Linked DNA regions of Homo sapiens: region 1 is linked to region 2. Evidence: read pairs that join two places in POLR2A ChIA-PET (ENCODE). Cell type or tissue: MCF 10A. All regions are shown on one strand. Links, peaks and the distances in the headings refer to the core of each region. The heading gives the core; the rest is flanking DNA. Region 1 overlaps PTPN1 (protein tyrosine phosphatase non-receptor type 1). Region 2 overlaps LOC105372657 (a long non-coding RNA gene).

What was found. Peaks named below come from ENCODE experiments on the same cell type or tissue, not always from the same donor. Only the 100,000 strongest peaks of a DNase experiment are listed, where the experiment ranks them.
Region 1: POLR2A ChIA-PET joins it to region 2 with 5 read pairs; 1 of 35 experiments calls an interaction of 5 or more read pairs at or near these places.

Annotation. Positions count from the first base shown.
Region 1 is chr20:50,512,447-50,515,362 of GRCh38, reverse strand. All of the region lies in intron 1 of PTPN1 (protein tyrosine phosphatase non-receptor type 1), which reads right to left. Among named protein-coding and RNA genes, the nearest start is that of PTPN1, 3.5 kb to the right of the region's middle. In MCF 10A, for the core only: no CTCF peak of the experiment used is centred there; a DNase peak (open chromatin) is centred at 1,432.
Region 2 is chr20:50,368,145-50,371,060 of GRCh38, reverse strand. It overlaps LOC105372657 (a long non-coding RNA gene), which reads right to left. Exons shown (of 3, transcript XR_936837.3): 3 at 2,195-2,916. Among named protein-coding and RNA genes, the nearest start is that of LINC01271, 48 kb to the right of the region's middle. In MCF 10A, for the core only: no CTCF peak of the experiment used is centred there; a DNase peak (open chromatin) is centred at 1,310.

The DNA of each region.
Region 1 (2,916 bases), core at 294-2,793, 140 kb before region 2:
TGGTGCAAGGAAGCACACATTCGAGCTGGAAGATGCAAGCTAGATTGAACGGGAGAGGCATCCTCAACAAAGTGCTCAGCAATGGTATAGAGGAATGAAGGGCGAGGATGAGTTTGGAGAACGCTGCCCTTTCTTGTCTGGCTAGAATGGAAGCCACATAGGAGGGAAGGACTGGAAGCTGGCTGCCATGCTAAAGAGGAGTTTGGACTTTACAAGTGTTATGAAAGAATCAGAAGTAGTTGCAGAGGAGTGAGAGACTCAGATCTGGTTTTAGAACAATGAATTACTCTAGTGATGATGGGACCATATTAACGGGTAACCGGCTTCACTCATTTCTGCAGTGTGAAACTAGAAACCATTGCAGGCTCATAAGCAACATCTGAGAACCTAGACTACTAGTGTGGTGGAAAGGATGCCATAGTGACCAACCAGTGAAATGTGGCAGAGGGAATCACCAACTACTCCAAAGTCCCCAGCCCTCCTGGATACTCAAAATGTGAACATGGAATGGCTGGTGCCAAACTACATCATCTGGGAACAATGACCCAGCTAGAATTCCAATTTTCCTGAATATGGGCAGCATAAAGTAACATGCCCAGCCGATTTGCCAGTATTAGTTGTTACCAGAAACAAATCAGCATAAACACTGTAGGGAGGAATGCCAAATTGTGCAAAATATATATAGGCTCAGGCAGGCCTCAGAAAAAGTACCTGCTCACGCCTGCAATCCCAACTTCAGGAGGCCAAGGTGGGAGGATCGCTTGAAGCCAGGAGTTCAAGACCAACCTGGGCAACACAGCAAAACCCCATTTCTATTTAAAAGAAAGAAAGAAAGAAAAAGCAGTGCTAGGAACAGAAATTGCCAAAAGGATTCTGTAATCTACAAGATCACAAGACAGTTTTCTTTAACAAAGAGAAAAGGGAAAGAATCACACAACAAAAGGCCGTTATTTCAGTAGCTAAGTCAAAAAACCTCCACAGGAAATTTCTTATTCATTTCCACTGTGAAATTCAGTACACATTCAATTACATTATTCAATACCAGGTATTTTAATAGGTTTTGAGGAGCTATTCAAGATAAAATGCAAAATGGAGGAGAAGTAACGGCAGATAACTTGCAGCTAAGAAACAGCGGCATTACCATTATCCCCCAGCTGACTTTTTAGAACCACTGGTTGGTTTACTTACTTCCAAAAACACCAAAGTATTCCTATAAATATGCCAGTGATGTCAAATAACAATAGCAAAAAGTTCTTTCCTTCACTATTTCTACTTGTGCTCCCAGTTAATCTAATATCAGTCCAGACAATTACAAAGGCATTTACACCATTTCCAAAGTACTGATCAGACACCTAAATTTAGTTCACTCAAACCAGGGCTAAACAAGAACATTTAGATCTAATGGGTCACTCAAGATGACTAGAACTTCCCAGTCTCTCCATGTCATTTCCGTTAGTCTTTTTTTTTTTAAGTGAAGTGAGTCATAGTGTATAGATCTTTCTCCTTTGCATAAAATAGTTTTTTTTCCTCTGAAGAAAATAGTATTTAAATAAACATTATTGGCAAATTTTAATATTCATCTTTTTGGAATATAACAACATAAGCTGTATATCAGTAAGGAATTTTAGTGAACTATTGTTACAACATGGTTTTAACCTAGTCAGGCATTAGATTGTATTTCATAATGAAAACAGCTATAAAAACAAATGTCAATTGGAAGAGTGGCCCATTTTACAAAGCCTGCCTCTAACATGAATAAATCTTGCCTTCATGTCACAAGGTATTATTGCAGTCCCCTTTATCTGAAACAATCAAATCATTCACAATGAAATATAGTGAGTGGTGTCAGAGAATCAAAGAATTTACAGACGAGAAAACAAGCAAAACACCGGACCCAACCCCTCTTAAACTACAGATGGAGGGGAGCACATGAGCTATTCTTTTCATTCACTCAACCCTCTCTCCTCTCATTCTAGCTCAGTAAAATCAATCTCTTTTCCTCATCTGGGCTCATTCTCTCCTCTTAGACAGCTAGGCCCAATCAAGCAACCGGATGATTTGAAAGTGTTTAAATGCTAGAAAACAATGTTTAAAGCCATCTATATACACTATCAAAGCTGACTTTTTATAGACCTAGATGCTTATTAGCATCTATGCTATTCATTAGCATTAAAGATTAAAAATACGGTTATGCTCACTTTATCAAACTGACCTAGCAAAGAATCTCTGCCTAAAAAGTTTGTTTTCCAAGCTGCCACATTCCTCAGCACTCAAAAGTCCTCTTCACTCTTTGTTCTTTTCCCAATAGTTTTCAAGTTTTTACATCTTTTTGTTCTAATCAGAAAATAAGTTAGAATAACTGACCTGCTTACCAAGTTGTAAGCAAAAATTACATTATTCTCTGATCACAATAGGCTAGGCAAGCTCAAAGTATGACTTTGTATAAGGCTGCCCTCATTTCAACATGCTATAAAGTATTAATTTTTTTAAACTTCCATTTTCTATCAATTGTAAACACATTCTTTGAATCCTTGAAAAATAATGGTTTTGGTAAAGCGATACACACCTTGGAAAGTTAGCCACTTTAGACTCAAGGTCATCTGAACTCTGTTTCAGAAAACGCTACAGTTGTATGACAAAGAGCTACTTTTACACTTAGGAGAAAAGCTTCTGATTTCAAGATCTTAGAAAAGAAAAATATCCATACAGTGGAGGTGAGAAAAGCTGGCCCTGACAATTCTCTAAGACCAAAAGAAACTACCTCAGGGAATGTGGCAATCCATTAAGAAGCAGTGAAAATCTCAACACCTTGACTAACTTGTGGGGTTTAATTGTGGCAGAAAAACTTAAGAACAATGAAGGAAATGAATTGAAGACTGACACACTCCATGCTAGTTGCATGCTGAATACAATTTT
Region 2 (2,916 bases), core at 100-2,599:
TTGCCCAGGCTGCTCCCAAACTCCTGGCTTCAAGTGATTCTCCTAACTCAGCATCCCAAAGAGCTGGGATTACAGACATGAGGCAACCCCCCAGCTTTTTGTTATAATTTGAATTTCCCTTATTAGTATTAAGGTGGAGCCCCTTGTCATTTACATATAGGCTCTTTGTATTTTCTGATCTGTTCTTTGCCTTTTTAAATTATGTGGCCATTGTTTTGTACTTAGTTGGTTCCTTTCTTTTCCAATTATGTTAGTTCTTTTCTATTTTTTCTATTTTACAAAAAATGCATTGATTATGCCTTAATAAATGGAGTACATAATTTGTGTTCAGTAAACTACATTCCTTCAAAGCAGAGTTTCTCAACCTAGCACTACTGACATTTTGGGTCAGATAATTCTTTGCTGTGGCGGCTGTCCTGGGCACTGTAGGATGTTGAGCGGCATCTCTGGCCTCTACCCACGAGATGCCAGTAGCATTGCTTACCCCCATGATGACCAAATGTCTCTGCACTTTGCTGAATGTCTCCTGGGGGTAAAACCATGCTTGGTTGAGAACCTCTGATTTCAACTGTACAGTTTGATGAGCTTTGATCGATGTGTACAACCAAGAATCCACCCCCTCCTCCAAGATCTTTGCATTTCGTTATAAATATCCCCCCCCGTCTGAGACTTGGCCCTTCCTATTGGCGTAACCTCGGTCGAGTCACTTCATTTCTCTGAGTCTCAGTTTCCTCCACTGTGAAATGGAGATAATGATTCCAACCAGGCAATGATGTCGTGGGCCTCAGAGTGAACAACGCATGCGCTGGCATGTCATACGAGTGCAGTGAGTGCTAATTCTCTTGTCTTTCCTCACTGTGTGTGTATGTAGGTAGTCCATAGATATTACCTGAACACCTACTAGGTGCCAGGCCCTGGGCTAGGCTCTGGATACAGTGGAAAACAAGACAGAAAATGTCCATGTCTCTACTGGGGGAGACAGCGAGCAAAGAAGCCAACAAATGAATGAACAAGAGCAGGATTCCCCTACGACCCCACACAGACCCATGCTGGGAAGCAACAAGATGCACAATGTGGTGGAGAGGCACCGGGGTGGGCGGTGGTCTTTGGAGACAGTGAGGAGGTGCCGTCTAAGCTGAGAGCAGGAGAAGCTAGAGCAGCACGGAAGGGAGGTCTGGCCAGAGGGAATAGCAAGTACGGCAGCTGTTGAGGCTGGAACTTGGACCTTGAGAGCTACCATAAGGCCTTTCCCACGGCAGCCGACAGGGGAGGGGAACCCCAGCTCAGGCCTCTCGGGAGAGCAGGGAAGGGCAGGTGCTCAGGGCTGGGCCCAAGGCCAGATAATGTTGGGGAGTGGCCAAGAGTGCAGCAGGGCCAGGGCCAGGTGGGCTGAGGGCCTGGGACCTGCCTTACCTGTAGGCCCTTGTGGCGCCTCCTGTTCTGACTGTGGACTCTGCTCTGTTTCTGCAGCTTCCCCACCGGGTGGGGCCTTGCAGCCCCCAACTGGGTGCTTTTGGGGACACTGCCAGGCCAGACAAGTGTTGCTGCCCCCCAGGCACCGGGACCAAGCCCAGGGTTCTTATGTGTAATCAGCACCCAGAAAATGTGTGTGGAACTCAACTGGTGCCTGCCTCAGTTTCTCCACCTTGTATTTCCGGCCTCTGCAATTCACTCTGATTTGCCATATGTCACAACCAGCACTCTGTGAGTTGCAGGGGATGCTGCAATGACCACCATATATGGTCCCTGTCCTTAGGGAGCTCACAGTCTGGCTGGGCAGAGATAAGTCCATGACTGGCACTGTGGGGGTGAGTGTGGCAGGACCATCAGTGTCCACCAACATCCATCAGCTTTTTTCTCATACTGAGAGAATTTTGGAGCATTAGTGGGAAACATGCTAACATAATCGGCAGATAGTGATTCTATTTCCCGGCCTCCTTTGCAGTTAGGCATGGTCATATGACTGAGCTCCAGCCAATGGGATTGAGTAGAAGTGATAGCACTGCTTCTGAGTCATGCCCTTAAGAGGAATGACCCTTTCTCTCTCCCCACTGCCTGGAACGTAGATGTGACGGAGAAGCTATAGCAGCTGTTTTGGACTTGACTGGAAGCTATGGACTGAGGATGACAACAGCTAGATAGAAGGAACCCAGATTTCCAGAATGAGCTTACAGAACTAAACCTTCCCCAAAAGAGGCAAATTTTAAAGCCTTGGCAATGAGAATGAAGATTTTTTGAGACAAAGTTTCCGGGAGAAACATAGCATATAGGCAAATCCAGGGATAGGAGAGAACATGCAGACTTTGAGACACCTAAAGGAGTAGAGGGTGGCTGGACCGTAAAGGACAATGGGGCAGGTGAGATGGGGCTGGAGAGGTGGCAGAATCCACTTTGAGGAGCCTGAAAGAGCCAGGTTAAGCCCTTTAGACTTTGTCCTGTGGGTAAAGGGGAGCCATGGAAGGCTTATGGCAGGAGAGGGAGTGATTAGATTTGCTTCTTAGAGTGATCTCCCTGGCCACAGGGCAGGGGATGAATTTATTCATTTATGGGATTCAGGAATAAAATTGAGGCCCTACTATGTGTCAGGCACTGAAGGTTATCAGTGAACAAAACAGACCCAATTCCCACCCTCATGGAGCTGCAACCTGGTGGGGTGAGACATGAGTGAAATAATCACACAGGTAAATAAGAAGTATGATCAGGGCAATGGAGAGATGTATGTCAGGATGTGAGGTTTGTAATGAGGGATTCAACTTGGGGGGATCAGAAGAGCTTTCCTGAGCAAGGTGACAGGGAAACAGGAGCGGGAAGAGTTCCGTTCAGAGGGAACAGCATAGGCTGTTGATGCCCACACAGCAGCAGGGAGAGCGGGGGCTTGGTTGGTGTCCAGGTGGAAGATGATGGCAGAGCTGGAGA